4 separate regions of the Homo sapiens genome follow, and regions 1, 2 and 3 are each linked to region 4. Evidence: read pairs that join two places in POLR2A ChIA-PET (ENCODE). Cell type or tissue: MCF 10A. All regions are shown on one strand. Links, peaks and the distances in the headings refer to the core of each region. The heading gives the core; the rest is flanking DNA.

Region 1 (6,348 bases), core at 452-5,451, 77 kb after region 4:
AGAGCACAAAACAGCATTCATCCAGAGTGTGGGTGAGCACCATCCCCGGCCCAGCTGGACTGAGTGGTGACAGTGGTGGCATTGTTGAGGGCCTGGGGAGAGATCAGACTTGTAGTTTCACTCTCTTCATGTCATCGTAAGCTTGAGTTCGTCTTTATTTTCAGTCACCCTCTATCCCCAGCCTGGGCAGTATATGGGGTCATCTGGCAATGAGTTAAGTTCAGTTATCAAATGAGTTATGTAGCAAAGATTCTTTTTCTGGCCAAACTTTAGTCAGGCTCATAAATCTTCTCCTAGGCCTCTGCGTGCACTTCCTTGTAAAATCCAAGTTTAGCAAAGAACCCTGCTAAGTCAGTTTAGCAAGAACCTCCCACTCTCGGTATCTGATCAGTCTCCTCATCCTCCACCATCCCCCAGGTGTCCGATCACCCTGGCCTATCTTCAGCAAGAATCCTGTTAGGTTAATTTAGCCAGAATCCCCCTTACCCCAACATTCCTCTTAGTATTTTTCCATCCACTGACTCCCACCCTGCTCCTTGGCTATAAATGCCCACTTGTCCATGCAATATTCAGAATCGAACGCAATCTCTCTCCCCCACTGCAAAGCCCTGTAGCAATGATCCTTTGTTCCATGCTTTAACAAGTATCATTGAATAATGTTTTCTTTAACTTAAGTTCAGAGTTATCAAATGAGTTATGTTCCGAGTTGTCAGATGGTCTTGAACCAGAGAAAAAGAGAAGAGCTTTTTCTCCCTGAGAAACATCGATTTGGAATCACAACTAGAATTCCACCTCTGGTACATAACAGTGAGTACAATTTTTCTCTCCCATCCTCAGCCCTGCCTTCTCCTTAGTCCCACCCTCAAAGTTCCATTGCAGCAGAACCTCTCTCAAACTAACCAAAACAGTTGCCTTTTGATCCAGTGTCAGCGTTCCTGACTGCAGTTCAAGACAACTTGGCTGGCCGGTGGCTCTGGAGTCGACTGTCTGGGATTACTGCAGCCAAAAGGTTTCTTGACCCCTAACCTGATAGCGGTTCAATTCTCTTCATTAACAATAAATTTCTCTATTCCAAAGACATGCAGGAGAAATGCCCGCAATACATTCTCTTTGACATGCAATCAGTGGACAATCAGAATTTAAAATATAACACCCATTTCAATTCATTGACAACAGAACTCGGAGATAAACAAATTCAACATTTACTGTTAGGCAGGCACCCTGATGAATTAGTCAGAACAAACGCTGTGTGAGAATTCATTAGAAATGTTTGAGTCAAACAAATTTTAGAGCTCAAGAAATCTGGGAATATCTAACCCATCCCCCTTGTTTTAAAGATGAGGAAACTAGGGGTCAGATGTTCTTGAAGGGGCAGACACGGACCTGGAACGCAGTCTGCTACTCAGCAATTATGATTTGATGTTCTGAAGGCTCTTTCGGTGTCTTCTAATATGGGTCTCCTTATGAACCACAGTCTGTCAAAATTTATTTTTAATGACAGGATATCTATCCATTTGTAAACATACTGTTTTATTTCAAGATGCCAGCTTGACACACAATCTTCACATCCTTTAGCAATATGTTAACTCAAAATAAAAATCATTAATTCTGTAAAAAGAATTAAGACGAACATGAAAAGCCAAGTGATTGAGTTGTTACAGAGACTTTGGCTGGCCAGTGTGTGAGCTCTCTTGGCACCGGAGACTACACGCCGTAGCCTAAAAGTTGTAGGAAGAATACCCAGCTGTTCATCTCCAGAGACTTACATTACACAATGGAACATCAAATAATTTTTTTTCTATTTTTTTGGATTTCCAAGACCTTTTATGTAGCCATCATTCTGGTTCTCAGCAACTGTCTAATTTACAATGTTCCTTTTAAACCTCCTCTGTTGCTCTTGGGAAGTGGAAAGGATGTAAACTATAAATAAAGCCAGTTCCTACTAGCTAATGCCAGGTTTAGACCTTCGTAGTACTAGTGGAGGTCAGTAACATAGGGCAACCATGATTATTTTTAGCAGCACGGTGGCCTGCGATAGAGAGATGGACACTGCCTTCTCAGTTTAGGTGCCGTCCACTTTGGGAGTGCCTGCAGACCCCCACAAGGCTGGGTTAGGTGCTCCTGGAGCACTGAGCACCTGTCTATCAGATCACACTCTTCTGGAACTCAAACCAGGTCTGTCGTGGTTATAAGTAAACTTGAACTCTTAACTACCATGGTGCAGATTGACTTTTACTACAAGCTATGTGATCTTGGAGAAGATCTCCCAAGGTCACATAACTAATCTTTGTTTCAGTTTTCTCTTTAGAAGATGGGAATAAGAGTACCTATCTCAGTTTTCACGTTTGTTAAAAAAAAAAAAATATATATATATATAAAATTAGTGCCCACCCCCAAACAAAGCACATGAAAGCACTGCCACAGAGTAAGTGAGTGATAAACACCAACCATTATTATTATTATTAATGCCACCCTTTCAAGTCTTACAAATGTTAATTGTCCTCTTATTTGTGTTTGTTTTATGTTCACCAGTTAAGACAGGATTGCAAGCCCTTACATGTGATGAGGGAAAAAACCACAAACTTTGAAATCAGCCAAGTATGGGGTAGAATCGAGGCTCTGTGACTTACCACATTTCGTTAATTTTAAAGGTTAATTTAACATCTCCAATATTGGAATGTGTCTTACAATTCGCGGTGGCACAGAGTCCATGTAGTAAGGTATAATCTCTGTTTGATCTCGGGCAAGTTATTTAATCTCTGTAAAACTGGTAATATTACCTACCTCTCTCTGAGTTGTCATAAAGCACGAATAACATATCCATACAAACCCCTAACACCATTGCATTTTGCACTCCTGTGAGTCCAGTGTCTTGTGTACAGGAGATGGTTAGGAGCTAAATAAAAATTTACATATGACTTAACAAAGCAACCCATTATCCATGTAAATGTTAAAATAGTTCCTGAATCCATTCTAGGTTAACATGTGTGAGTGTGCAGACATCCCAGCTGGAGCAGCTTACAAAAAAAATCAGGGGCTTTAAGTACAGAAACTCCATAGGGACAATGTATGGGCACCCAGAGCCCTTCACGAGGATCTGCAGCTGCTTCAAACACCCCACCCGGAGCCTTGGATTACTGCCCAGCTCCCCCATGGGGCCACTGATAGAGTCCAGCTCCCTGTTGAAGCCGAGCTCGGGTTCAAAGTTTGCCTGAGAGTATAAGAAGGTGCTTTTTACAAATTTAGTTATAACTCTTGGCATATATTAACAACAGTTTTGAGCACTTACTTCATTATGCTCCATTAAACCCTTCACAATAAGCCATTTTTCTGAGGTCCAGCATTTAAGTCACACCCTATCTGCCTGGCTTCAAAGCCTGTGTCCTTAACCACTAGGTCCTGACTCTCCGGGAGGTTACGCAACATCAGCTTACGAAAGAGGCGAAGCTCTCCCACGCTTCAAGGTCTCGCCTTCAAAACAGCCAAATAGCACTCTCCCTGGTGAGGGTGTCAGACCCTCCTACACCAGGTGAATGGGGGCCAAAGAAGGGGAGAGGGCGGGGCAGTTGTGTGTGCATAAGTGAGTGGTTCAGTAGCTTTCCAAGCCCCGCTGGAACTGCCACTTTCCTAGGACCCCAGCTGGTCCTAACCGGCAATGTTTTTTATTTTATCTTTTCCCATTTCTCTGTTCTTGATTTATTTCCCATATCTCCAGGCAACACCCTGCAGATCACTTCTGGTTCTTCCTTTTCTTGATAGACTTCCTTCATTCTTCTTTTTTTTTTTTTTTTAATTCTGGTTCTTCAAAAGTTTCTTTCCCAACAACAATTATTTCTCTCTGCATAGTACACACTTCCTGGCCAACAAATTCTTCTTTATTCATTCTTTGCAGACGTGAGTCACAATGAAAAGTCATAGTTGGAGATTCCTCATCCGGACTGTAGAAAAGGTCATGTCCCTAACTCCAGAATGCCAATGATAAAGGCACACGTACAGGCATGTTAGAAAGATGGAGAAGTCAGAGGAAGATGTGCACAAAGTTAAATCGCTCTGCCCTTTCTACTATCAGATCATCACCAAACACTCGTGGGATCACACTGAGAAGGATCATCCAAGTCAAGAGCTGCAGAAGAAATGGTGCACATATTCAAGAGTCTCACCTTTAGCCTTTCCTCTACAGCAGAATCACTATGCTACATTAATTTCCTTCTCATCTGATGACTTCTTGAGAGCTTTTTAGTTTCTGCATCTCCTATTTCTAGCCAATGCAATAAACCAGCTGGCAGATTATCCCCTTCACATCCAATGACCAAATCATCACATCTCTCCAAGAGGTTCAGAGGTGGGTGTTTTTATACAGAACCTGTCACCATGGCAGCTTGACTCTCTTCAGTTTCTGAATTAGGAACAGTGACCTACTTATATTTCTACTACACCCATAATGGAAACAGGTTAGTAATATCTTCCAGGACTTGACATTACGGAGCTTCCAGGTGGCAATGCAGATAAAGGCAAAGAATACACAGAGTCCAGGGGGCTCACTGGGAAGCGAAGTCCATGGTCTGAACACACACCCCCGATCACCTTTGCTCTATGCCACGACGAAGTCATCAGGCTTCCCCACCTCCAGTCCCCAAAATACACTCAAACTACTCAGATGATGGAGGAGCACAACCCATTGCCTCCTTCACTTACTAGAAGGCAGAAAATGCAGAAGAAAAACCATGTTGCCTTTTACAGATATGACTTAATCTGCAGTTGGGAAAGAGATTAGGTATAACTTTGGCTTTGTCTACTCATCCCACTTATACAACAAACCATGCCAGTTTTAGACATTTGTTCAGTGCAACTGGCTTTCGGAAATGCCAGAAAATTGATTCTTCCCTACCCCCGCCAAAGCATATTGACTTATCCTTTGGCAATTTAACTCCTAAATCATTATCCTCGACTATGACTAAAATATCACATAAGGTGATTCAGGAACCAAAGCTATAACCTCCTATATTTGCCTTCCATCCCCAGGGCCCCCTGGAAGGTTCTAAGTCTGAGTTTGTGTGCCTCACTCACTTGCTTGCCTTTTGTTACGGCGACCCATTCAACTGCATTTATATACACATAGGATGAATATTCTGAACGTGCAGTAATTCATGCTTGGGGAAAATTATTCAATTATGGGTCAGTCATTTCACAAATATAGAGGCTAAGCCCTGTTACACCGTAATCAGGTGTACATATTATCCAAGGATCTCATAAACTTCCAAGAGGCTGGAGATCTGTTTATTTAATAGTTCACAAAGCAGTTATAATCTCTTCCCTCAGTTTTGCTAAGGGATCCAGACTTTCTAACTTTCCATATAAAGGGACTTGCCATATGCCGGGCATTTGGCGCTACCCACTTGTTTCTTTCTCAAAGGGTTAGATTCTTTGGGACAGTATAGTAGACACTATATTGCTCCACCCAGACGTCCTTTTTAGGGCCAATACACCCATCCCCAGCTGCTGATGGTTCACAAGGAAGGTCCTCAGCCAGCTGCAGGACACAGCCTCACCCAAAGTGATACCCCCAGAAGGGGTGGCCAGTTGCCAGGAATTAGCTGATGTAGGCAAACAAAAGTCCAGCCCCTTGCTCAAATGGGGACAGCTCTGAAGAACCATCCAGCGCTCCCCATAGAAGTGGCTGGGGTCTCAGACGCAACCACATTTGCCAGTCAGCTTCTCCTCTGCCCAATCTTGCCTTGTTCCTTCCTTACAGGTGTCTCCTGAGAGCTCACCCCCAAAATCCTTCAGCACCCCACTCCTGGTCTCAGAGTCTGCTTCTAGGGAACCTAATTTAAGACCAGCAGCAGTTTTCTAAGATAACTAATGCAGAGCATTATTTTTCTAATTGTACGAGGAAGTCACAGGCTCCTTCAGAGGCCCTACAAAGGCTGATAACCGTCTTTGAAAAATACTCGTCATACAGCCACTCAGTTTAAAAACTACACATTTTTGATATTCAGCTCAGATCACTTTCTGAACACCAACCCAGTCAACAGGGACAGGAGTTAATGCACAGGAATACAGCAAGTTCACAAGTAAAGGCGGCGAGACCTAGCAAAGGTAGTGATTTGCTTGTCCCAACATCATGTGGCATTGAAAACTGCCACCAGAGCAAAGGAGGCCACATCTGGGGTTCCCAACCTTAACCATCAGAGTATGGCTGCCCACAAAAGACATATTTACTTTATAACCTCAAATCCTAGCAAATCTTCATTCTAAAGCTACCCGGCAAGAACAGTTCCACCTAAGTATGAAACTGAGTCCTGAACACTTTATTCATAACATTCCAAACTGGTTATTTGTTTTTGT
Region 2 (7,908 bases), core at 646-5,645, 84 kb after region 4:
GTGAGGATGTCTAAAATGTAGCTAATGTACTCCATATAAAAACTCAAAAATCACACTATTATTTAATTTTTTACAGCATTTTACATGTGATCTCATTTGATCCTTAAAGCCCTCCCAGTGAGGGCTGGGCTGGTATCGTTCTAACAATTTTATAACTGCTTAAGTGACTTGCCCAATATCACACAGCTAATCAATGTAGGGATCAGAGTGCCAGATTCTTAGTTGAGGCTTCTTTCCCACAACAATCTGCCAATTCGCAACTTATCTACATGTTTCTCCAGGCATGTGTACCAAGCCCCCAAAACTTGGCTCCCTCCTCCCTTTGTGACTCCCACCTTCATACCACAGATTAATATTTCACAGGAACAAGAACTATCAATGGCACAAGGTCCTGGACAGGGCCGCAGATCACCGTCAAAGGTTGCTCTCTCTTCTTTCTCAATGACTCTACAATCCAGACCCTCCATTAATGGAGACTATAGCTTCTGAAGTACAGCTGACAAGAGGCTGAGGGGATCAAGTTATACGACTACCGTGTCCAACATCTCTGACTAATCTGGTTCACCTCAGTCGCATACACTGAGAGGCGGCCGGTTGGGGGAGAAGAGAAAGCTTTAAACAGCACACCAATTTCTTAGACACACTAACCGTTCCTAGGAAAGCCTTCTGTCCCTAGTCCACGGGTTTTGCCTACTGTTATTTGAGGCACTTGGAGGATTTTACTCTTGCCAAGTTGGCATTTGTTTCTGCAGTGCAAAAATGTCTGGACTGAAGAGATCACATGGAGATTTCTATGCTTCAGGAACACAGGCAAGCATCTCTCTGCCTCAGGTAGATGCATTATAGCTCGTGGGAGTGCTAATGAGCACTAATTACTCTATTTACTCCCTGAGCCAACCAGCCAGCAACAAGAAATCCCTGGTGAAACTTGCTGGGTTCTCATATGTACTATCCTGGCTCTGTTTCAAAGGGCTGGTGACAAAGTGATTTGAAGGGATCAGCATGAGGCTACCCAACTGGATTGTTATCTCAGGATCACTAGGCTTATTTTTTTTCTTATTATACTTAAGTTCTGGGATACACGTGCAGAACGTGCAGGATTGTTACATAGGCATACATGTGCCATGGTGATTTGCTGCACCCATCAACCCGTCATCTACATTAGGTATTTCTCCTAATGCTATCCCTCCCTTTGCCCCCCACCCCTCCAACAGGCCCCAATGTGTGATGTTCCCCTCCCTGTGCCCATATGTTCTCATTGTTCAACTTCCACTTATGAGTGAGAACATGTGGTGTTTGGTTTTCTGTTCCTGTGTTAGTTTGCTGAGAATGATGGTTTCCAGCTTCATCCATGTCCCTGAAAGGACATGAACTCATTCTTTTTTATGGCTGCATAGTATTCCATGTTGTGTATGTGCCACATTTTCTTTATCTAGTCTATCATTGATGGGCATTTGGGTTGGTTCCAAGTCTTTGCTATTGTGAATAGTGCTGCAATAAACACACGTGTGCATGTATCTTTATAGTAAAATTACTTATAATCCTTTGGGTATATACCCAGTAATGGGATTGCTGGGTCAAATGGTATTTCTAGTTCTAGATCCTTGAGGAATCGCCACACTGTCTTCCACAATGGTTGAACTAATTTACACTCCCACCAACAGCGTTCCTATTTCTCTACATCCTCTCCAGCATCTGTTGTTTCCAGACTATTTAATGATTGCCATTCTAACGGGCGTGAGATGGTATCTCATTGTGGTTTTCATTTGCATTTCTCTAATGATCAGTGATGATGAGCTTTTTTTCATATGTTTGTTGACCACATAAATGTCTTCTTTTGATTAGTGTCTGTTCACATCCTTTGCGCACTTTTTGATGGGGTTGTTTGTTTTTTTCTTGTAAATTTGTTGAAGTTCTTTGTAGATTCTAGATATTAGTCCTTTGTCAGATGGATAGATTGCAAAACTTTTCTCCCATTCTGTAGGCTGCCTGTTCACTCCGACGACAGTTTATTTTGCTGTACGGAAGATCTTTAGTTTAATTAGATCCCATTTGTCAATTTTGGCTTTTGTTGCCATTGCTTTTGGTGTTTTAGTCATGAAGTCTTTGCCCATCACTAGGCATATTTTTTAGTCCTTTGTATCCTGTCAGTTAATAGTCAAGTCAGTACCAAGTTTGTTTGTCCATTCTCTCCTAACCATTATCACCACAAACACCTCTGCCTCCAAATGTCCACTTTGGCTGCAAATTTAAAAATCAGGGGGGACATGATGGCTCATGCCTATAATTTCAGCACTTTGGGAGGCTGAGACAGAAGGATCACTTGAGCCCAGGAGTTTGAGACCAGCCTGGATAATACAGCCAGACCTTATGTCTAATTAAAAAATCAAAAAATTAGTTGGGCATGGTGGTGTGCATCTGTAATCCCAGCTACTTGAGAGGCTTAGGTGGGAGGATAGCTTGAGCCTGGAGGTTGAGGCTGCAGTGAGCTATGATCACGACACTGCACTCCAGCCTGGACAACAGAGTGAGACCTTGTCTTAAAAAAAAAAAAAAAAAAGCAGGGGCGGGGTGGGGGGCTGGGAAAAAAAGACAAGCAACAGGCTTGAAATTTTAGGAAAAGAATTTCCTACTGACTATTACAATTGGGTGAGGCATTTCACAACGTCCTGCACTCAGCTTGCAAACGTTATAAGATTTAGCCAACGGTATGCTCAATTTGATCCTTGAACTCTAAACATGACAGGAAACTTAGAAATCATGTAAATTTCACATAATCACTGACCTTAACTGTATCTATGTTTTAGGTGAAGCATATACATGGCGTGAATTATATTAAAACTCTAATTTATAAACTTGTATAAATCATATAAAAAAGACTTTCTCCTCATTGTCTCTCCCTTCCTACCAAAAGGTGGAAAAAATGAAAAAACCATAGGGCAACGGATCTAAAGTTCCCAGAACAGATGTAAGAATGTTAACCCTTAACCCAATAAAGCCCCACTTACATTAGCATAACTTCATATTCTAATACTAAGTTGATTTCTTATTGAAAATGCAACCATGGTAGCAGGGATAAAAAAATAAGAAGGTCCAGGACACATTTAAAGAGGATTCCCAAAGGGTATTTTTAACTCCATAGAAAAAAGACTGCATTGGATTATAATTCTAAATTAAAGTATTTATAGTAGTTACTTGGCTCAATTTATTAAAATGAAAAAGCCTAAATAAACACACATTATACATTCAATGGCAAGACAACCTCATGTTGAAATTCTTCAGGCAAAAATGATTTAATTTCAGGGAGTTTTTTTTATGTGGTTGAACAAGGTCTGGCGTAAAGACCCATCAAATCTAACCTAACTTTTAGATGGGATGAAAAATAAAAATTTACTTAGCAACTTGCCTCCCCTGGGTTATGTAACAGATTTGTCTTTTCTCATGAGTTTCTACAATCTTCTTTTTTAATGTTGCTCTGGTACCTGAATGTTTATGAAGCCTAGGCAAGTAACAACTCCATGAATGATGCCAAAAATCTCAACTATGTGTAAGAGAAGGGTTATTGCCCTTCAAGAGAGCCGTCTGTGCTTTTTACATGAACACGTAGACAAAACATGTTTTGCCTACGAGCACAATCCTAAGCTGAGGAGTCATCACGCAATTCTCTAAGCATAAGGATTTGAGAGATGCAGATGACTTATCCACAACAGAAAAGAAAGTCTACTCAACAGAAAAATAAATAGATCAGATAAAGAAGTGTTTCTAGCATCTAAATATAGTGATATTCACTAGAATTTCCCGTCTGTGCAGATCTACCAGCAATTCTAAAACTTTTAAACAAACAAAAAAAGAACAGCAGCATTTTCAGCTTTGAGATTCAGAAACAATCATTACTGAGCTTCTACAATGAATGAGCACAGTGGTGCTGCACTAGGCATCTTGCATATACTAGGTGGGCGCAAAATTAATTGCTGTTTTGGCATTGCAAGTAATGGCAAAAACCGCAATTACTTTTGCACCAATCTCAACTTAATCTTTTTAATACAGTTGTCCCTCAGTATCCATGGGGAATTGGTTTCCAGGATACCCACACACATACCCAAATCCGCAGATGCTAAAGTTCCTTACATATTCACATATAACCTACACACATCTTCCCATTCTCTCATATACTTTAAATCATCTCTGGATTACTTAAGACCTAATACAACGTAAATGCTATGTAAATAGTTGTTGCATTGTATTTTTTATTTGTATTTTTATTGTTGTATGGTTATTTTGTTTTTTCAAATATTTTCCATCTGCTATTGGTTGAATCCCCAGATGTGGAACCCTCAGATCCAGAGGGTCTACCATATTCCTACAAGGTACACATTGTTATTTCCATTTCACAGATGAGAAAACCAGGGTTCAGGATGGGTAAGTAACAAAGTCACAGTGCCAAGATAGGGCTATGTAGGGATTCCAGTCAAGATATGTCTGACTCCAAAACCTAAAACAGTTGGTGCCACCCTCTGCCTAATAGTACCACCAAGAAACTACGACCAGAAAACACAATGATGGAATTCTTTCTGAAGTAGAGCAGGTCAGCCCTGGAGTCGGAAGCTCTGGATTTTAATGATGCATCTATTGAGTGGTGGTTTCCTCCAAATTAATGGAGATGGAAACAGTATTTAAGCTCATAAGGTTGAGGTGAGAAGCATCTATAAAAGCCCTAGTGAAAGGGTTTTGCAAAACAGCTAAGTGCCAGGTAAGTGCTAGTTGTTACCTTCGTCTTCAAGCTACAGTTAGTGCAGCTGGTGAGCTGCAATAGGGCTGTGGGCTCCTATGAGTCCTCCCACAGGACTCAACCTGGGTGAGGCTGAGCAACAGCCTGCAGCCTCAAAGAGCAAAACTTAAGGGGTGAGAACTGGATGGGATGTGGCCTGAGTCTCTGCTCCGCCTGCCTTCTCACAGACTCAACACATGCCTAACACACCCCTTGCCAGGTGTAGTCACAGCTCGCTCAGCAAGCCGCTGGTTTCAGTCACTCAGATGTTTCAGGAATCTATGGAAGCCCCGCTGCCTTCAGTAAGCTCACTTCTATCAAGGGAAAAGAAATGAAAAAGCCAAACAAACAACCCTCGGCCCAAAAACAGCCTCCCCTTTTCTCACCAACTTTCTCTATTTTTTTTTTTCTCTCTCTCTCACACACACACACACGTGCAAGTTTTCCCATGATACATAGTGGGTGCCCATAAGCACTTCAGGCCCATTTATCCTCATCAGGAAACCCTGTGATACCCTACTTTGGGATATAATTTTAAACACTGATTATTCAGAATAGAGACTTCCAGAGCAGTAAGGGTTCATTTTAGTATAGACAGAGGAAAGTTGGAGAACCGCAAGTGCAAAAGACAATCAATAGATTAGCCTGCATAAATATTTTAAACCTCCATATCACTAACAAAAATAAAAGACAAACCGAATTTAAAAATTAGAAACAGCAGGTGAAAATATTTGCAGCAACTATGATAGAGGATTCATAAGTGAAATACACGAACTAGAGTTTATGACAAATGAGAAAAATACTAATTCCCAATAAATGGGCAGAGAACATGAACAGTTTGTTAAGAAACAGCCAATAGTCATATGAACATGATTTAGCTCAATAATATCAAATACATTAAAAAGAAAAACAAAATTTATTTTCTCCTAGAAAATTATCAAATGCTACTAATATGAGAACATCACTGTGCTAACAGGAGCAAAAATTAGTAGAAGCTTTGGGGCAGCTGACAACAATACTAATCAAAATATCCACACATATCCAATCCTTTTGTTCCACATGTGATCATCTATTGTATAGACAGGAATGATCTGAAATACAGAAAATACTGAATGCACAAATGCTCGTCAAAATTGAAAATAGGCTGGGTGCAATAGCCCATGCCTGTAATCCCAACACTTTGTGAGGCTGAAGATCACTTTTTTTTTTTTTTGTAGAGACAGGGTCACTGGCAAGAATCACTGATGCTGATGAAATTAAGACTTTTGGTGTTTGCCTTTCAAAGGATGATTTTGCAGTCTTTGGGATGGCTTTCTCGGGGTACCAGCTAACTACGCCAAACTCTTTGCATTCATTATCTTGTTTCATCTTTACAACCCTTCAAGGCAGCGTTTCTCAACCTCAGTACTACTGATATTTTGAGACAGAGTCTCTACAAAAAAAAAAAAATTAGCCAGACATGGTGGCACATGCCTATAATCCTACTACATGGGAGGCTGAGGCAGGAGGATCACTTGGGCCTAGCATTTTGAGGCTGCAGTAAGCTATAATCACATCACTCCAGCCTGGGTGACAGAGGAAGACCCTGTCTCTAAAAAAAAAAAAAAATTGAAAATAGGCTATATTTTATATTTTTACAATGGGATTAAATAATGAAACACCCACAGATGGAATGTTTTACAGTCCTTAGAAATATTTACAGACATTTTAGTAGTGTAAGGAAATGAAAATAAAACAATGTGAAGTTTTAAAAATAGTGGGACACAAAATTACATACGCAGAATATTTCATCTATGGAAAAAATATAGGAATAGAAAAAGAAGAAAACACACCAACACACCAAAGCTAATTATACCTTCATGTGAAAGTATTACTGATGCCTTTTTTTTAACTGTGTCTTCTCTATTTTTTCTATGTTACTCAAATTTTCTATAAGATACATATATTACCTTTATAATTACAAAAAAAGTGTAACAATTTCAAATATAAATCCACAATAAACAATAGATGGAAATCCAGCAGCTAGCTCTCCACCCTTCTACTCCCACAGATAGGCAGGTAAGGCAGTAAACAGTGGGGAAAGCTGCTTTGTTTAAAATCCAAGGCTAGAAAAACATAGGGCTTCTTGATGTGAAAACCAAAACGTTTCATGTCTCACGTATCAAAACAGGTTTTGGGAATTTGATAGTCAAAACATTTTCCATCAGAAGATTTAAACCCGCACACCAAAATTATCTCCACAGAACAAACTAGTAAAGCAAGCAGGAAGTTTACCAGGAATATCCTAAAAACTAATAATGGCTTTTACAGCTCTGATAAACCCACGCCAGCTCATGGTAGTACACAGTGTAACATAAACAATCTCCAGTGAGTCTGTCACCACTCCTAAACAGGACAGCATGAAATCCTTAGCATAAGGCTTCTCACTGGCAAGAATCACTGATGCTGATGAAATTAAGCCTTTTGGTGTTTGCCTTTCAAAGTATGATTTTGCAGTCTTTGGGATGGCTTTCTTGGAGTAACAGCTAACTACACCAAACTCTTTGCAGTCATTATCTTGTTTCATCTTCACAACTCTTTAAAGCAGCATTTCTCAACCTCAGCACTACTGATACTTAGAGGCAGGATAATTCTTCATTGGTGGGGGGCTGTCCTGTGCATTGTAGGATGGTTAGCCACATCCCTGGAACGTACCCACCAAATGCCAGCAGCACCCCCACCCCCAGGTTGTGACACAAAAAATGTCTCTTGACATTGCCAAATGACTGCTACAGGTCAAAATCACTGCAATTGAAAACTACTGCTACAAAAGTATACAGTATTACTGCCCCTATTTGACAAATGAGGTCCATCTAACTCCAGAGCCCAAGATCCACCATTCCATACTACTTTCGTGCCCAGGTAGGAGGCCAAGCTTAGAGTATAACTAATACTGCATTTTCTAGCTGGGGCATCTTTGCATCTCCATGGAGCCTGGTATAGGCCTAATGCATATTGGTTGAATGAACCAATCATCTCATCACATATTTACTGAGTTCCTACCAGGTAGCAAGCATTGTCAACAAAGGCAGTCATGGTCTTCAACTAGTCCATAATCTATTTGAAGAAATAAGACAAATCCAGAAAAGAGCCATTTTGAG
Region 3 (7,908 bases), core at 2,384-7,383, 70 kb after region 4:
GCAAGTGCAAATGTGCAGAGGCAGAGGAGTGCTCGGAGAACTACAGAAACGAAAGCAGGCAGCTGTGGCTGGAGCAAACTGAACAAGGTTGAGATGATCAGGAGAGGTCAGAGAAGCTGGAGAGGAGAGACCATGCATAACTTCTGTGCCATTTTAAAGACTGATTTCCTTTTGAGGGAAAAGAGACGCCATCAGAGGGTTCTGAGGGCAAGGAAAATGACACATTTTATCCAACGATACAAAATAGAAGATCAAAACACCTACAGAGAGACCCACTCAGAACTCCATAGTTGTTATAAAGATTATTTTAAGCTAAAGATATTTGAGATTCAACCGACACAAAAAGCAGCTTTCTTGGAGCTTCCTTTACTGGACTAGAAGCAGAAATTTAAAGAAAATGAGGCTGCCATAATTTTCCTCTTAAGGTGGCTTTTACCCCCAGAAAGGAGGCCAAGAGTAAACCTACCATAAATCCCCTCTCCAGGGATTTTTGTGACCATGAAGAAGACAGAAAGACCAAAAGACCACTCACAATTGCAAGAACAAACTTGCTTATCTCTAGAAACCCCTTCCCCTTCCATAAAGAAACCCAGTGGTCCCTCCCAGAGGCCTTTTCTCTCTCCTCACTATTCCCTCCCTATACCCCACTATGTTAGGTATACATGTCTCTGGCTTTAACCAGTTGGCAAGCTTCTTACACACAGACTTTTTACTGTTATTCTGTCTTTTGTTGTTTTAATTCTTAGGCCCTCAGGATCTTAAGAGGTTAGAGGAAAAATATTCCTCCACAATACACAAAATCTAGCAAAAATCATCTCTTCAGGTGAGGTGATTATTTCTGAACTTTTGTTTTCCAGTTTTATGTGTTATTAAAAGAAAAAGTTTAGTACATAGGATATTAAGTTAGTTTTCAACAACAGAGAAATAAAGCTAACAGCAGCTCCTGTGGGGTAGAATGGTCAGGATCACAAGGATAAACCTCTGGACCAGGAGGGCTGGATTTAGATCCTGACTTTGTGCCCTTTCAAATTACCCAAGCCCTCTCAACCTCTATCTACTCATCTTAAAACAGAAGTAATAATAATACTCAACTCGTATGGCTGTGTTGATGTAAGTAACTCACTCACACAGTACTGAGCTCACAGGAAGAACCAAAATGTGGTCCTCTATTAGTTTTACCTCTAAGCACAGATGCAGCCAGTCCTGCTTTGAGGAACAGCCAAAATATGCCAATAATTTACAACATGTACTGGATGCAAATCATGTGTTCACCTGAGCTTTTCCTCTTCAGTCTGTCCTCAACAAGTCTCTCTCAAAGACAATACTAGTCCCATCTAATTTAATTTCCAAAATCCAAACTGATAGAATCCTTGAGGTTTTGCTACAAAGAACCCCAAATCCAAACCACCGAAAGAAACAGACTCATTTTGCATTTAATTCATTCCTGAGGTTTTGTGAACTCATCTTTCCTCAGGCAAATCCATGATCCTTTATTCCTCCCAAATTTTTAGTCAGGATCTAAGCCAGCCAATAATTTGAATTTAAAGTGCAGGATTACTGACTGCTATCTGGGAACACAGGGGAAAACCTTGGCATTTCAAAGACGAAAAAGCAGTAATATATTTTACACAAAGACAAAACTTCTGGGTGTACATTTTAAAAACATTTGAGTAAAGTTGTCCATGTGTAATACTTACCTGTCAACACAAATTCTCTCCACAGAAGAACATTACGTAGATTGTATTTTATCATTAAAGAAAGCCTCAGTCCCTGGCATGGTACATTCTAATTCAAATCACAATTACAGTGTTTTGTTTCTGAGGGGAGAAAGAAACAGCTTCAGCATCTCCTAGCCTATATGTCCTCTCTAGAAAATGTCAACTTACCCCAATTACATTTATTTTTCATGTAGAGAAATAGCAGGGTTTATTCCACATTGGTGCTATGTATGTACATAAAAATTTCACCATTTAATTTTTGTGTCTGGAAGGAGAGGAGCTTATAATTATGCCAAGAGGTATAACTATAATTAGGTTTTCAAATACCACAGGTATCCTTATGATCCAATTGTAAAATCACAGAGAGTTTTGGTACTGTGTTATTGGGTTGGCGTTTTTTCCCCTTGAACCATTACATTCCTGAAACCTTAGGAAACAAGAGAAAATCTTCTAGTTAAAAAGTTGTTTTGTAAATAAAGAATTAAGCGAATACAGCTGATATCAGTATTTAGCACTGATGAGAATATCATACATACTCATTGATGTTGAAAAATCACTATTATGGGTCGGGCACGGTGGCTCACGCCTGTAATCCCAGCACTTTGGGAGGCCGAGGTGGATGGATCACGAGGTCAGGAGTTCGAGACCAGCCTGACCAACATGGTGAAACCCCGTCTCTACTAAAAATACAAAAATTAGCCAGGCTTGGTGGTGGGCGCCTGTAGTCCCAGCTACTCAGCAGGCTGAGGCAGGAGAACGGCATGAACCTGGGAGGCGGGGCTTGCAGTGAGCTGAGACTGCACTACACTCCAGCCTGGGCAACAGAGCGAGACTCCGTCTAAAAAAAAAAAATCACTATTAAGGGCCTGGTGTTGTGGCTAATGCCTATAAACCCAGCACTTTGGAAGGCTAAGGCAGGAGGATCGCTTGAGGCCAGGAGTTTGAGACCAGCCTGGGGGCAATAGAGTGAGGCCCCATTTCTACAAAAATAAAAAATAAAAAACTTAGTCAGGTGTGGTGGCACATGTCTGTAGTCCCACCTATTAGAGTTGGGAGGCTGAGACAGGATGATCACCTGAGCCCAAAACTTCAAGTGAGTGTGGTCACGCCACTGCACTCCAGCCTGGGTAATAAAGCAAGACCCTTCCTCTATAAAAATAAATAAAAAGAAAAAAAATCACTGTTATAGCTATGATTTATATCCAGAAAAATAGGTTAATGGCAAGTTTAGGTTAGGTAAGTTTAACCTAATTAAGCTTTGCATGCTAGTAAAGCTTTGCGATAACACAACTTCCGAATTGGGGCCCTACAGTGCATTTAAACACCATTCTTTATGCTTCCACTTTGCTGAAGATCAAACATACGCATAATTTATAATTAACTCTAGGCAGCGTGTGTGTATGTTTGTGTGTGTGTGTGTGTGTGTGTGTGTGTTGGTGGAGAGGTGGGGGCAGGAAGGAAGAGTATATATACCTAAACTATTTTCCCCAATGCCCACAAAGAAGTAAGACATTTCTTGATCTATATAGAATATCGTGTGTGTGTGTGTGTGTGTGTGTGTGTATAACATACTGTGTAATTACATATAGTCTTGATTTTCTGTACTGCATCCATTGTGGGAAGGGCAGGAGATAAAATGAAAATAAGCACTTTCAAATCTTCATTATATGATCTAATTACTGGAAGTAGCCCTGTTCATTCAAAATCATAGCTACAGGTCTCAAGCACCAAATAATCTTAAAACAAAACAAAACAAAACAAAACAAAAAAAAAACCCAGAAGGTCTTTAGGGAAAAGAAAAAGGTATAAGAAAGAGAATATGTGAGCATACTAATAAAGCATTTGTAAACAATAAAATGTCTAATAATTGTATTCCAAACTATTTCTCATCCACTTCCACCCAAATATATTCACTGCATTACAAAAGTCCTAAGAACCACGTATGTAGAAAGAACACTTTCTACATATACCCAAAGTCTTGTGGAGTACGATAAGGCTATGTTGAAGAAAAGAACTGACTCTTGGAAATAAAGGAATAGAGCTTCAAATAAAACAGGATCCCTTAAACAACCAAGTGATCTGCTCCCAGGATTATCAGGAAACAAAACTAGAGAATTTATTTAGATCTAAGAGACAGAGAATTTTCCTGAGTGCTTGAAAATAAATATAAGGAAGTTCACATTCCAGTAATTCCAGGTTTGTCCCCAATACATCTGCATCACTCATTTTTCATATAAAACCCCTATAGGGAGGCATTTAGCACTTAAATAGACAAAATGTACTATGCCAACAGTGTTGGAGACTTTTCATGATCTGACTTAAAGGTAAAAATACCATGAGTATAAAAGCTGATGTTCAAAAGACAGAGTTCTTTTATATTGTAAATGTACTCATGCCAACATCTATATTAAATATCATTCTATAGACTTTTAGGGTTCCTGGGAAACACCACAGTTTTAATTTTTCAGATTAAAAGTTCAATATTGTTACCATGATGTAGCCGGGCGTGGTGGCTCATGCCTGTAATCCCAGCAGGCGTGTGCCAAGGCGGGTGGATCACGAGGTCAGGAGATTGAGACCATCCTGGCTAACATGGTGAAACCCCATCTCTACTAAAAATACACAAAATTAGCCAGGCGTGGTGGCGGGCACCTGTAGTCCCAGCTACTCGGGAGGCTGAGACAGGAGAATCGCTTGAACCCAGGAGGTGGAGCTCGCAGAGAGCCGAGATCTCGCTGCTGCACTCCACCCTGGGCAACACAGCAAGACTCCATCTCAAAAAAAAAAAAAAATTGTTACCATGGTATTACTCCTAAAAACTTTAGCTTGATACAAAAAAGGCCAGCAGAAGGAGAGAAAATCTTGTTCTTCACTAATTTCAAAATAAATCAAGCCATGAAGAGATTTCTAAAGCTGACACCCCCTTCTTTTTCCTAAAACACATATGGAAACCAGTCATGAAGGATTTTCAAATAAAAAGACTCAAAGCAATTTCAGATTTTGAAATTAAACAAAATCCAAGCCACTTAGACATATCAGTAAGACCTATTTCAAGATTTTGAGGTTTTTTTTTTTGAGGGGTGGGGTCTTTATTGAGATTTTAGGAAGCTTAATCCCCCTCTCTCCTTCCCTTCAAACATATATGTTTGAGCAAATGTAAAATAATCACTCCCCTTAAAAGTACAGGCCTACATATATTAATTTATTAGCCCCCGACAATTCCAAGGATTAACCTGTTTGAAGCTTAAAGCAGACAGGTGAGATGACTTGTTAGTAATTCTGAGAGACAGTCTTCTAACTTGCTCTCTCCTGCTGAACGCTTGAATATTAGGGGTGTGTTGGCTTAAAAGTAGCTTACAGCAGGAAAACTTCTAAAACAACACAAATCCAGACTGCCAGCAGCAAAGCACAATGGAAATTTCCTGTTCCCTCAGTAACTGACAACTTTCCCAATGCGGACCAAGAAGCAATAAACATGAGACTCCATCATGAATTCCTAATTCCTATAAACCCAACTTCATATCAAATCTCTGCAAAAAATCTGTATAACTAACAACGCAAGCTAAGTCCACAACAGTTAGCCTTTTGTCACATTTTCTGGGTATTACCATGATAGCTCCTGTTTGGTGTGACGCCTGAAACTGGTTTTTCACTCTATGATAACAAACGTTATCACTGGCAAAGAATAGAAACCTTGCTAAAGATTCAAGTCATACAATATTTATTTTCAATATTTATGTGTTTCATTAACATGCAGTAATGAATGTTAATGCTCTTTGTTACTCCCAGGTGGCTATGGAAAATATTATTAGCCATCTATATGGCAGGGATCTTACAGTTAATCATGTGGGAAGTCAGAAAACCACACCGAGCTTTGATTTCTCCAGCAGATTTTGAAACTAGCATATCAACCACAACAAGGTTACTCAAAACTGGCCTGTTGTGATGCCAAGAAAATACTTGACTTCAAAAGCAATAGATGTATTCAGGAAGCAGCTTTATTCAGTAGGCTAATTGTTAATTCCAAAATATTCTGTATTCATTACTCATAATTCAACTTAAACTTCACAGTTTAAGTTCTAAACACTGCATCTAAGTTTAACATGGACAAATAAGTAATTGCTTTTTTTATGCAAAGTCTCTTTCAATCATAAGGCTCTGATTTAAGCTATAATTTTATGTAAAATGGTGCCCAACTTGCTTAAAAGAATAATAAACATATTTGTCAAAGGATCAGAAAAATTAACACAAAATGGGGGCTTTTTCCCCCAAAATAATATTTCTTAAAAGGATTTGAGTCAATGAAAAGATGAGCTTGTTAACAGATAAAAGAATTTAATTCTGATCATCTGTCTCGTACGTGCTATATCATCGCCAAGTGATTGTTTCTCCATAGAGAAAAGGGGAAGAGTTGGGTCAAAACAGCTTTTGCTTTCAATCATGATTTATGATTTCCTCCAAAGAAAAGCACAATTTCTGCCAAGAAGAGGAAAACAAGGCTTAGCTTTCATATCAGGGGGAAAAATAACTGTAGCAACCTTTTTTGCATATAATAATCACTGTTATTTAGCCCGCTCGAGTGAAACACCAAATCAAATAAAGGAATAAGGAATCTATAGTCCTGACAGGATCTGCAGAAAATAAAGAACAAGAAAAGCCACATTTAGAGAAATCTCCAGAGCATTTTCAGCTCTCATGAGAAACAAGCAGTTATTGTGCTTTCTATGATCTATGCCACAGCAAAGAGTGCCTTTCTTCCACCATTCTATCTCTCTGAAGAAAATAATTTTTGAAAAGAACCAGGGGTGCTAGCTATTTTACAAAACCATAGAACCTTATTGTCGAAGGGGACCTGAGCCAACATCTAGGCTGAAAGCCCGAATATTTTCTGAGGCATCTCCATAAATCTTGCCACCTCCTGTCAACAGCTTGGCTCGTTTGCTTACTGGAAGGGCCTGCCTTCCATGAACGAACAAGAATGCACGCCCCACCCCAGCCTCTGTTGCCATTTGAGGTCCGTCCTCAGGGATCAAAAAATACAAGCCTATTCCTTCTTCTGCTTGGCAAGCAGGCAAATGTTTTATAATAGCAGCCCTGTCTCCCTTAACTTCCTAGGACATCACAGCCCCAGTTCTTCAAACCACTCCGAAGGGGACACAATTTCCAGACCTCTGGTGTCAGCACGATCTCCACACCCCAACACTGGGAACATTCCAATTTGGCAACATTCCTCTTAAAGTGTATGGAGTCAAGCACAAGACTCCAGATGTAGGATCTCCGACAACGTGCACAAAGGAACCATTATCTCCAGAAACTGGACACTAACTTGCATTAAATTTGCTAAACACGGTTAGATGAACTTTCCATTCACAGCAATATCACAGATTTGGCTTCTGCTGAACTACAAACCTCCAGGGAGTTTTTACCAAACCAAGTCATGTCAGTTTTCAGTTGATTTTTTTTCAAGTATATTCACAGCGTGACATACAGCTTTGTTATTTAAAGCATTATCAACTTCACTTTACCATTGTCATCGTTTGTACGGATTATTTTCTGGATTCTGACTGTCATCAGCTGTCTCTCCCAGCCTGGTTTCAACCGCAACTCCCAATCACTGATAAAAATACTGAATAAGAACCCTGTAGTGAGCACTTCTAAATTCCAAATCATTTCCTCCTAGTGTATATCTTTTTACCAAAGAAACACAAATTTTCAGAAAGCAATTGTTTTAAATGGAGGGAACAGCTTCACTAGGCTGAGAAATCTGGCGGATGGCAACATTTAAGTTAGGAATAATTGGGATGTTGGGATGAGTGTAACTGCTACAGTTTTCTTGATTACACCAGGCTGTGCATTATCCCCAGGGCTTAACAGGAATCTTAACGGGATTGTGAGCTAATGTCTAGAAGTTGCCAGTTTTAAGCCATTTACCGTAATATACATCTAAGCACTCAGTGTTAACCAGATGGGTGCTGTCAAGCAGCCCTTGGTATCAAATTAAACTTAGATGAAACACTGGCATTCCAAAAGATGCCTTTTTCTGCCCTGCTCAATTCTGTGAGACAGCAGGTTTACCCAAGGCACTTAGCAAGAGTTGCTTATAAACTGCTTCTTTAATCAGTTTTTTAAGTAACACGTATAATTCAGAAAGCATCTATTTACTCAATTGGAAGATAAAGAGGAGGGAAGA
Region 4 (7,908 bases), core at 1,384-6,383:
GTGGAGAATATGAATTCATAGAACCTTTACTTTTTGTTTGTTTTTTGAGACAAGGTCTCACTATGTTGCCAGTTGACTGGTCTTGAATTCCTGGGCTCCTACAACCCTGCAGACTCAGCCACGATTTTATTAAATCCAAAGGCAGTAATGAAGGAACAATGGACACATAGGAGAAAGAAAAATCAATAGCCAAAGTGGTAGACTTAAACTGAAGCATATAAATAATCGTATTAAGTGTTGTGTAAGTTGGAGTAAGCCATGGGTATGCAAAGGCATACAAAGTGGTATATAACAGCAGAGACTCAGAAGCAGGAAGAGTGAGAGGGAGGTGAGGATGAAAATAGGTACAATGTACACTATTCAGGTGACAGAAGCACTAAAATCCCAGACTTCCGCTATACAATTCATCATGTAACTGAAAACCACTTGTACCCCTAAAGCTACTGAAATATAACAATTTTTTAAAATAACATTTTTAAAATTACATTAAGTACAAATGCAGTAAACGCTGATAAGAGCCAGAGATCATCAGATTAGTTTTTTAAGTCCTAATTATGTGCTGTTAATAGAGACTTTAAATATAAAGAAATATAATAGTAAAAGGATGAAAAATGAGATAACATACATATGTAAGCACAGGAAAGCAGGAGCGGGTTTATTTAAAAACTACACATCAGGAAGTATGACTAGAAAGAAAGATATTTTACAATGATAAGTGTTAATTCATCAGGAAGTCATAACAAGCACAAATGTTTTTGCAACTAATAACAAAGCTTCCAAATACATGAAGCAAAAACTGATGGTGTTAAGGGAGAATTAGACAAATTTAATCCACTTATATTTAACATAATATAGATATGGTTGACCTGGTTGGATTTAAATCTACTGATAAGGTTGGATTTAAGTCTATTGTCCTGCTATTTCTTTTCTGTTTGTCCCATCTATCATTTGTTCTTTTACAACCTTCTTTAGAATTGACAGGTAAGGTAGGAAAAAAAACTCAGTAACACACAAGATTTGAAAATATTATCAACCATCTTGATCAAATTCAATTTATAGAACAAAACACACAAATGCAGAATATACATTCAAGTCTACAAGTTATATTCACCAGGATAAGGCATATATGCAAGGCCACAGAATCAGTTTCGATAAATTTCAAATGGGTTTTAAAGAACTACACAGAAGAGTAAGAAACACACAACCTGAAGTGGTGAAGTACTAAGAATAGACCATCCATATTTATTAAAATTCTGCCTTGCCCATGGTTTGAGCTATTTTAGAGGCAGCCTAATTTATCAGGCATCTGTGTTGACAAAGCTATGTTAATTTTCAGGGCTAGGTCAACGTATTTTTAAAAATGAAAAGGCTAAATAAAAAAGCTTTAGAAAATCCCCTGGTCTCTAAAAAGACTTTCTTAAGTCCTCATAAATATTTCTGAGAGGAAGATTCCCTGGGCTTCCTCACATAATTAATATAATGAAATATTATTCTAATACAATGGAATATTATTCTACAGTAGAGAGATGGAACAAATAATACATGCAACATTATGTTGGGCAAAAGAAGCCAGACAGAAAGGACCATGTACTGTATGATACTTTTATATGAAATTCAAGAACAGGTAACCTACGATAGAAGGTAGAGCAATAATTACTTACAGAAAATGGTGAGTGACTGAAAGGAGACACCAGTGGAATTTCTGGTCAGTATCTTGATTGAGATATAGGTTACACAAGTTTATACATTTGCCAAAACTCATCAAACTATGCAATGGTCTTTAAAGCTTGTCAGGCATAAAGAATCCCAATGTCAATCCCATTTAAGTTCTTTATTTTAACTGGGAAGGAACCACTCATTGTTGGCTAAATGTTGAAAGCATAAAATTCATTTAGAACTAATTTAATTGGGAATGCCTTTGAAACAGATGAATTAATAATACCGTTTAGCTTCTAACTGAGGCAGATGTAATTGGTGCCCTCTGTAATTCCATGCATGCCAGCCCAACTTTTAACTGTCCAAGATTTCAGGGAGCCCTCTGCCATTGGATGTGGTGGTCTGAAAATGCTAGAGAATTAATGTCCCTTTAATATTTAAAGTTATCAGCTTTAAATACTCCAGCACACTTTCCCCCTAGAAAGAGCAAATTCTGATTCATGTAATCTACATTGGTTCCCAGAATTATCCAGACAATTAAGATCTACTCAGAGTGGTAACTTGTTTGATAATGCATGATTTATCAGTTCTCTTCTTTATTTCTCTAAGTCTTTCCTAGGATCACTTTCCAAATAAAACTTTGGTATTTGAAAAATTAGGAAAGAGAAGTTGGTTGTTAGAAATTAGAAATAAAAATTCCACTTTAAAAAAGAACTAAATAATGAATGAAGTTGGACATGCATGGACCTCTGCATCTAAGACTATGATGATAATATGTCATGAATCAAGGATCATGAATAATCCAATTATATGAACCTATGGTCCAAAATAAAAGGCTCAGAATATCCAGCTCCATTTCTTCCCATTCTTTGCTTACCCAGAAATCTGCTAGTTATAGTTGAGTTCTTTGGGTGGACAAAACCCCTTAGAAAATTACAACTTCACCATCCAAGGCCAAGCACAGTGACTCACACCTGTAATCCCACTACTTTGGGAGGCCAAGGCAGGAGGGTCGCTAGAGCCCAGGAGTTTGAGACAAGCCTGGGCCACATAGTGAGACCCTGTCTCTACAAAAAATTGTACAAAATATGCTGGGTGTGGTGGCATGTGCCTGTAGTTCCAGCTGCTCAGGAGGCTGAGGTGGATCACTTGAGCCCAGGAGCCCAAGGCTGCAGTGAGCTGTGATTGTGCCACTGCACTCTAGCCTGGGTGATAAAGAACCTGTCTCAAAAGTAAAGAAAAAAAATCCTAAAGAACAAAAAAATTCACCATCCAATAATTCTCACAAAATAGCAAATTTATTTCTGGATTCTAAGTGGCTAATATATGCTTCTTTGAATGACTTGCTAAAGAAAAAGGTACCAGGAAATACATTAATCACTACCACAACAAAGGAGTGAAGCTGGGGTTCAAAGTCATAGTTCAAACTGGAGAAGCCTCTTATTTGTTGGGTGATGTAAACAGAGAAATGAGCTCCGTTTGCAGGAGTTCTTGGGCTACTGGTTTCCTATTCCAATGGCTTAATAAAAATAAATGTAGGAAAGTTTTAGATAAGCAAGCTCTTGGGGATAAGATTCAAATATTATAGTAAGAGACTAAACCGGGGCGGGGGGTGGGTAACCAACAGAAATATGTTCAGGGTATATTTCAAGTTTGGTCAGGACCCATTTAGAGCAGATTTGAATGGGGTAAAATATCAAGGAAAGTTCCGGGCATGGATGTGGTGGCTAAAGCATTGGCAGGACACCATAATTTTTTGCACGGTTGCTGACTAACTGATGTTTTAGGTCAGGCTCACTGCCCAGTCTTCCTGTGAAGAAAAGAAAGGCCATAAGAAAATTAGCAAGTTTCTTTTAAATTTTTGTGAGAATAACATTTGTCCTAGCTTTCTCAGCTTTCTTTAGGTAAAATGCTTGGGCTTGAAAGAGAACCCTGAACTTCTTACCCAAGATAGATACAATTCACTGAGACTAAGACACTTGAAAGAAGGAATCTTCAGAGAAAGGGAGAATGTTCACATACATTCGACTATGCTGGTAGAACGCCACAGTATTCTGTGGTCATTATGAAAATAGAATATGTTTTCACACAAATTACTCATACCTTTCTCAACAGTTTAGTTTTTTTATTTTTTTTCTGCCAAGAAGCTGTCTCAGAAGGTTAATCAATTACGCAATGATTGCCAATGTGTGCAGCAATACAATCTCAGCAAAGAGAAACTATCTTAAAAACAGAGACATCATATTTGCTAGCACAACAGGGTGACAACTGTCAACAATAATTTACTGTACATTTATAAATAACTAAAAGAATTGGAATGTCTGTAACACAAAGAAATGACAGATGCTTGAGGTGATAGATACCCCATTTACCCTGATGTGATTATTATGTGATGTATGCCTGTATCAAAATATCTCATGTACCCCATAAAGGCACATACCTACTATGTACTCATAAAAATTAATTTAAAACAAAACCCAAACCAGATCTAAAGGGAGAAACAGGTACTAGTTCAGTGGTTTGGAACAGCAGCATCACCTGTGAGCTAGTAAGAAATGCAAATCCTGCCAGACATGGTGGCTCACGCCTGTAATCCCAGCACTTTGGGAAGCTGAGGTGGGCAGACCACTTGAGGTCAGGAGTCGGAGACCAGCCTGGCCAACATGGTGAAATCCCACCTCTACTAAAAATAAAAAATTAGCTGGGTGTGGTGGTGTGAGCCTGTAGTCCCAGCTACTGGAGATGCTGAGGCAGGAGAATTGCTTGAACCCAGGAGGCAGAGGTTGCAGTGAGCCAAGATCGCACCACTGCACTCCAGCCTGGGCGATAGAGTGAGACTCCATCTCAAAAAAAAAAAGAAATGCAAATCCCTAGACCCCACCCTAGGTCTACTGAATCAGAAACACCAGAGGCAGGCCCAGCAATCGGTGTTTTTCCAAGCCCTCCCACTGGCTCTGAGGCGCACTCAATCACTAGACTCACACACACTGAGGCCTGTCTTTCCTCCTTGGGACAACAAGCCCTGCCCAGATGAGGTGGGAATTGGCTGACAAGGTAAATAAGGGCAGAATTCCTCTCCCCACGCCTCAGCTTCTTACTTTACATCCAAAAATAACAGCTCCGAAGAAGCCATTCAGGTTTTAATTCAAAAAACCTCTCCCTTTAAACCTCAACCACTATAGGTACTTATGCGTGCAACATTTTAGAGATTCTTAAATACAACCCTCCTTGTTTTCTGTTTCTCTGCTCTGTATCTGTCATCACATGTTTTTTTCCTCCCCAATCTATTAGCCCTTCTCACCACCAATCTGCTCTAACATCCCTAGAAAATTAATTCAGAATCACTTGGAAAGGGCAAAACAAGGGCAGGGGAGGTGGCGAAACCAGAAAAGGTAGGGGATGTTGGCAGCAGGGGCGATATCTAATGTTACAATACTTTTTTTAAAAAATGGGGTCTGGCTATATTGCCCAGGCTAGCCTCAAACTCCTGGGCTTAAGTGATCCTCCCACCTTAGCCCCTCCTGAGGAGGCTTCAAACTGTAAAATAAGGCCAGGCGCAGTGGCTCACCCTGTAATCCCAGCACTTTGGGAGGCCAAGGCGGGCAGATCACTTGAGGTCAGGAGTTCGAGACCAGCCTGGCCAACATGGGGAAACTCTATCTCTACTAAAAATACAAAAATTAGCTGGGCATAGTGGTATGTGCCTGTAGTCCCAGCTACTCGGGAGGCTAAGGCAGGAGAATCACTTGAACCTGGGAGGCTGAGATTGCAGTGGGCTGAGATTGGAGTGCCACTGCACTCCAACCTGGGCGACAGAGCAAGACTCTGTCTCCAAAAAAAAAAAAAAAAACTGTAAAAAACTGTAAAATAAGTATAGAATGGATGATATAACTGGAAATTTGAACAGTGTGTATTTGATATTAAGGACTTACTGTCATTCTAAGGTTATTAATAATGCTATTATACTTATCTTTTTTGAGTCCTTATTTTTTAGAGACAAGTTACAAAATACTCATGGATAAAATGATACAACATTTGGAATTTGCTTTAAAATAAAATAGAATAAAATAAGGGTAAAGATATTAATAAAACAAGATTAGCCATAAGTTGATAATTGTTGAAAATGGGTGGTGGTATGTAGGGGTACACTATACTATTCTATCCATCTATACAAATATTTTTTGAAACAGTCTCATTTTATCGCCCAGGCTGGAGTGCAGTGGCGCAAACATGGCTCACTGCAGCCTCAACCTCTCTGGGCTCAAGCAATCCCCCCATCTCAGCCTCCCTAGTAGCTGGGACTACCACACCTGGCTTATTTTTGTAGAGACAGGGTTTCGCCATGTTGCCCAGGCTGGTCTTGAACTCCTGGGCTCAAGCAATTTGCTCACCTCAGCCTCCAAAAGTACTGGGAGTAGAGGTGTGAGCCACTGCACCCAGTTGGGTATCCTATCTATATTTTTATATATTTGAAGCTTTCCATAATAAAACGTTTCAGTTTTTTCATCCATGTATTTAAACCACAAAATTTTCAACACCTTCAACCATGACATATTGTCTTAGATATTTTATTTCTCTATCATAACCTCAAGCATACTAAGGGCTCACCAAATATTTATAAACCAAATAATAAAACACTTGTTACTTTAACCACCCTCACAAATACAAACACACACATGCACACGCTATTCAGGAAATGGAACAGCCACTCACAGAGGATTGTAAGGCAGAGTACAAAAGAGGGCGTATTAATGACAATACATTAGTAAAAGTTACTTCTCTTGTTCACTAAAATGAAACGCCACAAAATACAAAGAGGCAAAGCTAGTAAGTAATCAAGTAAATGAAGCAGCAAGGGAAAATAGGATGAGGTAAAAGGAAATGAGCCTTCTGGCTCTCTGCTATTAATGCTTAGGAATAACCAGAAGAGAGTTGATGAAAAGTTTCATACAATAAGCCAAGATCTTTTACTTCTCGAATAAAGGATGCTGCTGCTATTGAAAAACTGATGTGTATTAAATGTCAGTAGATTTGAAGATCTTGTGATAAGTTGTGACAAGTTGAAAGAAAGCTGCAATTCTCCATATCTACTCTTACTAGCTATTGTTATGACTACACGGAGGAGTTAGGAATTTGTTCAAGGTCACTGAATAAGTGAGATTTGAGTCTAAAAGCCATATTGTTCCCACATATGCCTCTCACTCATTTGGTAGTTTCTAATCCAAACCATAAACTATGTACAGGACTGCCGGCCTCCCACCATACTGCAAAGACATGCCCTCCTTAGAAGACACTTCTGCCCTCTCACCTCTGTGCCATGACATGCACTGATCCCCCTACTGCTTGGACCCTCTTCTTTGTCCTGGGACACATGTTTTTCAAGGTGGGTCATGCATTCTTTCCTCCAAGGCCAGCCTGACCGCCACCTCCATGACAGCCCTGATTTTACAGTGATTGTCTCCTGGATGAAGCTGTGTGCTCCTTGAAAACAGACTGTATTTCTGCTATCTGCTCCGCATCTTCTAGTGTGGTGGACACCAAATGCTTGCTGTGTGCAGCTATGACTCAGTGGCTCCGCAAACACACACACACTCTGATGTCTTAAGTATCCTGGCTCCCATATGCCCTGTTTTGGCTGATAATATCACCTTCCTCTTAGCTGCATAAGCCAGAAAACTACATCTTGACCTTTACTTGTTTTTTTGTTTGTTTTGTTTTTTTTGAGACAAGGTCTTGGCTCTGTCACACAGGATGGAGTGCAGTGGCATGATCGCGGCTCACTGCAGCCTTGACCTTCTGGGCTCAAGTGATCCTCCCACCTCAGCCTCCCCACTAGCTGGGACCACAGGTGGGTGCGACCATACTCAGCTGATTTTTAAAATTTTTATTTTTAGTAGAGGCCAGGTCTCGCTATATAGCTCAGGCTGGTCTCACACTCCTGAGCTCAAGCAATCCTTTCCCCCTTGGCTTCCCAAAGTGCTGGGGTTACAGATGTGAGACACTGCACCGAGCCATGACCTTAAATTTTAAGATACATTTAGATAAATGCGATCATTATTATTAGCCTTGCTATCCACAATCTTAAAAACTGAAATTTCATGCTCTTTGAGATGTAGGCGAATCAAATTCATTGTACTATTTTGGAATGACATTATTCCTAAGAGTTTGCAAACTTAGTCCCCAGTATTATGGAGGAGTATCAGCGGGTCTGTTTCAACTTGTTATTGCTCTACCCACTCTAACTCTAACCTC

Evidence for each region. ChIA-PET counts read pairs that join two places held together with the same protein. Peaks named below come from ENCODE experiments on the same cell type or tissue, not always from the same donor. Only the 100,000 strongest peaks of a DNase experiment are listed, where the experiment ranks them.
Region 1: POLR2A ChIA-PET joins it to region 4 with 27 read pairs; 4 of 35 experiments call an interaction of 5 or more read pairs at or near these places.
Region 2: POLR2A ChIA-PET joins it to region 4 with 14 read pairs; 4 of 35 experiments call an interaction of 5 or more read pairs at or near these places.
Region 3: POLR2A ChIA-PET joins it to region 4 with 15 read pairs; 5 of 35 experiments call an interaction of 5 or more read pairs at or near these places.

The regions. Positions count from the first base shown.
Region 1 is chr12:27,547,007-27,553,354 of GRCh38, reverse strand. All of the region lies in intron 1 of PPFIBP1 (PPFIB scaffold protein 1), which reads right to left. Among named protein-coding and RNA genes, the nearest start is that of PPFIBP1, 26 kb to the right of the region's middle. RefSeq lists an enhancer at 3,347-4,546. In MCF 10A, for the core only: no CTCF peak of the experiment used is centred there; DNase peaks (open chromatin) are centred at 3,424 and 3,924.
Region 2 is chr12:27,538,533-27,546,440 of GRCh38, reverse strand. All of the region lies in intron 1 of PPFIBP1 (PPFIB scaffold protein 1), which reads right to left. Among named protein-coding and RNA genes, the nearest start is that of PPFIBP1, 18 kb to the right of the region's middle. In MCF 10A, for the core only: no CTCF peak of the experiment used is centred there; a DNase peak (open chromatin) is centred at 3,610.
Region 3 is chr12:27,553,841-27,561,748 of GRCh38, reverse strand. All of the region lies in intron 1 of PPFIBP1 (PPFIB scaffold protein 1), which reads right to left. Among named protein-coding and RNA genes, the nearest start is that of PPFIBP1, 34 kb to the right of the region's middle. In MCF 10A, for the core only: no CTCF peak of the experiment used is centred there; no DNase peak of the experiment used is centred there.
Region 4 is chr12:27,623,179-27,631,086 of GRCh38, reverse strand. The region is part of intron 2 of PPFIBP1 (PPFIB scaffold protein 1); the gene reads right to left. Among named protein-coding and RNA genes, the nearest start is that of REP15, 69 kb to the left of the region's middle. In MCF 10A, for the core only: no CTCF peak of the experiment used is centred there; DNase peaks (open chromatin) are centred at 3,426 and 3,766.